2 separate regions of the Homo sapiens genome follow, and region 1 is linked to region 2. Evidence: chromatin loops called from intact Hi-C (ENCODE). Cell type or tissue: dorsolateral prefrontal cortex. All regions are shown on one strand. Each heading gives the region's core, and the rest is flanking DNA. Links, peaks and the distances in the headings are about the cores only.

What was found. Hi-C counts contacts between places; a loop is a spot of excess contacts. Peaks named below come from ENCODE experiments on the same cell type or tissue, not always from the same donor. Only the 100,000 strongest peaks of a DNase experiment are listed, where the experiment ranks them.
Region 1: it touches region 2 in a loop (4-fold over the local background); 3 of 110 quality-filtered maps call a loop at or near these places.

What each region holds. Positions count from the first base shown.
Region 1 is chrX:51,613,233-51,616,153 of GRCh38, reverse strand. No RefSeq gene overlaps it. Among named protein-coding and RNA genes, the nearest start is that of CENPVL3, 4.2 kb to the left of the region's middle. In dorsolateral prefrontal cortex, for the core only: a CTCF peak has its summit at 1,588 (motif pointing left); no DNase peak of the experiment used is centred there; H3K27me3 peaks cover 2,500 bases.
Region 2 is chrX:51,801,534-51,804,454 of GRCh38, reverse strand. It overlaps a transcript of MAGED1 not described here. Among named protein-coding and RNA genes, the nearest start is that of GSPT2, 60 kb to the right of the region's middle. In dorsolateral prefrontal cortex, for the core only: no CTCF peak of the experiment used is centred there; a DNase peak (open chromatin) is centred at 1,374; H3K4me3 peaks cover 1,703 bases; H3K27ac peaks cover 858 bases; H3K27me3 peaks cover 1,106 bases.

The DNA of each region.
Region 1 (2,921 bases), core at 106-2,605, 190 kb after region 2:
GCTTATATCCAGCAAGGAATATAGGGGAAAGCAAGAGGTGTTTAAGGGAGTCTTTGGGGGATTTTACCACAGGTTCCAGGAAGTCAGTGTTTTCCCCTTTATTTCCAAAGGAGGCTTTAAAGTTAATGTTACTTTATGTGTTAGCTGTCTTTTTTTCTATTGCACAGAAGTATATCTTACACTTCAAAATTGTGAATGAATGTTTGTGAGCCATTAGTGATCATGGACCCTGACAGTGGCCACTGTGCCATGCTTCAGGCATCTCTTACTTCAAGGAAAGAGCAAGGGCTGAAAACCCAACTCTTCTATGCACTACTGTCCAGCTTTGTAAAATCTGTCAAAATACAAAAAATTAGCCAGGTGTGGTGGCGGACGCCTGTAATCCCAGCTACTCAGGAGGCTGAGGCAGGAGAATTGCTTGAACCCGGGAGGCGGAGGTTGCAGTGAGCCGAGATTGCGCCATTGCACTCCAGCCTGGGTGAGAGAGCAGGACTCTGTCTCAAAAAAGAAAAAAATCTATAAAAGCCCACCCTCATCTTCATTGTGAGGATGAAATGAGGGCGTGTGTATAATCTGCTGGTACAGTGGCTAACGCCCAGCAGGCACTCAAGAATTTGCTATGATGGTTGCTCTTATTAGGTGACGACACTGATAAATAGAACCAAGGGTCATGATTGCACTCTATCCTAAGATTTAGATACTTTCATGGATACCCTCTCAGGTGCGATGTTTTTGGACACTTAAAGTGAGAGTTACATCAATCCAGTGACAGGGTAGAAGGAGTAATAGGAAGTAAATCCGTAGGGTGCTGCATGATCTTTCTCCTCTTAATGGATTTATCAGACAACATCCACTGTTTCTTCCCCATCCACATTCATCCAAGCTGTGACAGGGGAATCACCATAGATGGAACCTCATCCTCTCCCACCTCATACCCTATTCTCTGCCTAGCCTTCCTCCACTTTATGCCTCCTGGCTGCCCAGCACTGTTTTCCATGCTAAGATAGAACAGTGAACAAAAAACACAGTCTCTAGGTCCTTATCACTTCCATTTAGCGAATGAGAAAGCCTCCAAATACAGTGTGACTAGGAAAAAGTGGGGTGCTGTGGGAGCACAGAAAAGAGGCCAGTTAATAAGTTTATTCTTGGGCCAGTTAATAAACTTATTTGGACCTCAGTTTTAGTGTCCTCATCTCTAAAATTGTTATGATAATAACACTCATCTCCTAATCTTGTCCTCTCTCCAGGATGAGATACCCAGGAACCTAAAGAGACCGGCCATGTTCTAGGTGAAACCATTAGCTCTGTGTTCTGTGTTAGTCACAAGTCAGCATGGAGGGGAAGTATTACAGGACCCCTGGGAACCTGGTCTACCCTGGGGTCATAGGTAAGGAAATGGGAGGTGGGCGCAGGGCTGGTGCCATTTCCATCTTCTCATCTGTATCTTCACATCTACTGAAAAGGCTTCTTTTATTTATTAGGTGTTCTGCACTATGAGGACTTATAATTACATTGTTAGGAAACTAAAGTTAGTCCTCGCGGGCTATGCTATAGAAGGTGGTACCAGCAGTAGTATATCGCCCTCCAGTGGACGTTATAAGTGATGGCACATTGTTGGATGATTTTACTTTAACACTTGAGAAATTCATAGGGAATGGGATGACGCTTGCTTCCTCAGAATCTCTGGGAAAGAAGCCCAGTAGTTAGGATGCTTTCCTCTATAATAAGCATTCTAGGAATTACAACCAGGAAGAATAGAATCAAGAAGAGAAAGAGGCACTGTTTTTTTCTGTGTCCTTTCCGTGAAATAGGACATCTTTCATAAAATCATTGCTCCCAAATTTTATTTCCTTGCTAAATAAAATCCTCGACTATTTGAATATTAAGAATACAACCTACATCAGTGAATTTCCAGCATCTAGTCATGTCCGATCATGCAACTTTGACTGTGATATATGAATAGGAAATTGGCATGGATTCATTTTTTTCTAACTGTTTTTTATCCCCATCCTATGAACTGAGCCCTCCAGCTGTCATAGTGTCTTTCCTCACACTGGTATGGCAGGTACTGAAGTAGGCTCCTGGATATAGAAATGAGTAAGGCATCCTTGATCTCAGTCCTTGTGGAGCTCATGGTCTGTTGAGGAAGACAACAAAACAAGAAACTACAACAAACAGTGATAGGTGCTCATAGCAGTAGGGGAATTCAAGATGTTCTGACAGTATATATCAAGATGGAGGCAAGATATAGCCTTTCAAAAGAAGAGACACGCTATCTGAGATATAGCAAATAAATAGGAGTTAGGTGAAAAGCAGAACTAGAATTTTCCAGAGAGTGGAATAATATATATGAGGTCTTAGAAGCTGGAGAGAGTGTGACATACATGAAGATCAGACTTCTATCCTGGTCCCAGTACCAGATCATAAATTACATTTGTTTAATTTCTGTTTTCTGTGAGATATTTGAAGGCAAGGACACTGCCCAATTCTTTGTGAATCCCAAGTGCCCCGTACATCATTTGACATATCATTATCCAATAAATATCTGTGTATGCATAAGCTAAGAATACTCACTGTGCACCAGTTACTGAAGTAGAGCTTCTATTGGGGTTTTACAACTTCCAGAATTATACTTATTTAGAAAGCACATAACTTAAAATATAGCTATTTCCTGCCAATGGTGGGAAATTCTGAAAAAATGTATTTACGGTTTGAGTAAAAAGAAGTGGGGGAAACAATTAGCCAGTGTTTTTGAAAATTTTGAAGCATTCATTGCACATACACATTAATATGTCCATGCATTAACCTGTTTAAAAATGAATAAATAAAATTGATTAACTCTATTGTAGTTATGTGCTTGAATGCCTATTTACGTACATGCATGTACAAATATATATCCTTGAATATGCATGGAATATGCA
Region 2 (2,921 bases), core at 128-2,627:
TTGAATAGAGTATAAAGAGACATCAGCAATACTCTTTCCTAAGTGTTTTGGTGTCACAAAAGCTCTGCCTCATTGTTTATTCTTAAATAAAAACTATACATGGCCTAGAAAAGATAATCACCCCTTAGTCTGGCAAGCATAACACACAGGAAGGAGTCCACTGCTTATTCAAAGAGAACTTTGGTTAAATTCCTCGTTAGATCCTGATAGAGCCTGGAAAACTCTGATTCTCAGCATAAATTTAATGATCATTTCGGTACTGTGATTATTATTTAATAACTAATGTTCTCACAAGATAAATTTGACATGGTAACAAATGTAATAGAAAAGTACATTTCACATTGCAACAAATAGATTGTGTAATACTTGCAAAGCTCTCAGAAAAAGTCTTCGTCTGCAAAATGTCAGCTTGCTGTTTAATGTTGCTATCAGAGACCAGAAAAGAAATTGCATAATAAACTCAACTCATATAAAGTAATAAATTTGTGACTGGATGCCATTCCTGTCAACCATTTCACTGCTAAGAGAAGTTTTACAGGGGATGGGAAAGCTTACGCTGAAGCTGAAACCAGGTTACAGGTATAATCCACTATGTTTGCCCCCCAAAATCTGAGGATTCAATTCTATGGCAACATAAAAAAATAAATGCAATGTGTAGAAGACTGAAACCTGTGCAATAGTATCTAAATGATGTGTAATTTTGTTTAGAGTTAAAAAAAAAAAAAAAAAAGAACATCATTTGGACAAGTGCCTATGCCTCTTAGGGCTCTAAGGTTTCTGCTTCTTTGCTTATACTTTAAAAGAACCAAAAAAAAAAAAAAAAAAAAGCCTTGACCTTGAAGTCACACCTACTGTTGCAAAGTACGTAATTTACTGGTCTCCGCGGGAGGGGAACAGGAAAGACCAAAGGCCAGCAGGGGGAGTAAAACAGAGGGTAGGAAGGGGCTCGCAAAGAGTCGCAGGTTAACAGGATGGGGGGCAGAAGGCGGAGGTGAGAGGTAGGAGGTAGGAGTGACCTGTGGTAGAGGGAATGACGCTGGCTCAGACCAGAGAAGAGGATACGGGATAAAGAGGAGAGGTGAAGCATGACCAGGAGTCAAGCGGTTAAAGGGACCACCAGAGTGAGGAGGTGAGGCAGGAGCGGGCCCCCCATCTCCGGAGGAGAAGGGAGGAGATAGCGAGGCGATCAGAACCACAGGCGTCAGAAGCATCCTTCATACAACGCACGCGGGGATGAATTCTCCTTTCCACCCCACGTTGAGGCACAAAAGGAGGTTTCCCTGGAGTGTATGGGGATTTATTTGTGAGAATTACCAAGTCCCCTTCTTTACACTCACCTTGACGAAGAAGGCAGCAACGATGGCGTGACCGGAAGTGCTGTCCTCTTTTGTTTGGCGGAAGCTTTAGCTTCTGCAGCCGCTACCCCCTCCTTCACTTCAGGCAACTTCCTGTGCCTCTCTAGCAAGCTCTGCAATGCTCTATCTCATTGACTCCCTCCCTAGATCAACACCTACGTTGTGATGTAAACCGGCAGGGAGAGAGAATCACTAACTTTTTACAAATCCTAATTCTTGTCGTGCCAGGAGCTGCAGTATCTCTGCCAAATCCCTCATGTACAATTCGCCACCTCTCCTTGTTGATTCGCCTTAGAAATATCTCCCTTCATCTTAGTCCCTTAACTCAGGCCTCATTTTCTCTGTCTTGGATGTCTACAGTTACATATTTACCAAACTGATTTACTGTTTTCTGGCACACCACTTTTAAAAAGTTCATTTGTATTAGCGGTATACTTCAATTTCAAGCTTTTTACAAAAATCTTCAATCTAAATCATTTTTGCTTTGAGATCGTATCCAGAGTTACATACCATATTCAAATATCCAAAGAATAAACGTGGACTCATTTAGAAAGCATTCTTGCATTATTTTACATACTCCCCAAGAAAAGGAAGAAAATGAAAACTGAAAAAAAATGTTTCAATAATAAAAATCCGTACTCTGGTTAAATACTTTCAGAACAAGTTTAGAACTGAATTATTTATTGCCACTACCTCCAGAAAGTTCTCCTGGCCCCCAAATCTGCGCCACAATTCTCACCACAGGGGAGGATCTCTTGTGGTTATTTTTAGTCAGTCCACAAGTATATACTGAGCACCTACCATGTCCCAAATACTATGCTACACCCAGAGACACTACACTAGGATCCCAGAGCCTAGAGCTAAAGATGACATTTAAACACTTAAGAGCCTAGCATAAAATACGTGTTTATCAATGTTTGTTAAATGAATAAATGACCAAAATGTGGTCAGAGCAAAGAAGGAAACTAGCAATAAGGTCGGTCCTTAGTTTTGCTGGTACTTTTACAATTTATTTCAACAATTTGACTCACGTTCCCCACTAAGCACTGCTTTAGCTGCATCCCACCAATCTTTATATTTTGTATTTTGATATTTTTGTATATTGATTCTAATTTAGTGCAAAATGATCTCTAATTTTACCTTTGTAGTTCCTCCTTTTTTTTTTTTTTTTGAGACAGGGTTTCACTCTGTTGTCCAGGCTGGAGTGCAGTGGCATGATAATAGTTCACTATAACCTCAAACTCCTAAGCTCAAGTGATCCTCCTGCTTCAGTCTCCCGAGTAGCTAGACTACAGAAGCACACCACCATGTCCAGCTAATCTTTTTTTATTTTTTGTAGAGATGGGGTCTTGCTTTGTTACCTAGGCTGGTCTTGAACTCTTGGGCTCAAGCAATTCTCCTGCCTCAGCCTCCCAAAGTGCCGGGATTACAGGCATGAGCCACTGTCTCCAGTGTGTACTTCCTCTTTGACCCATGGGTTCTTTAGAAATGCATGTTTAATTTCCAAGTATTTGGAGATTTTCCTGTTATTTTCCACTATTGTTTTTTTAATTCCATTATGATCAG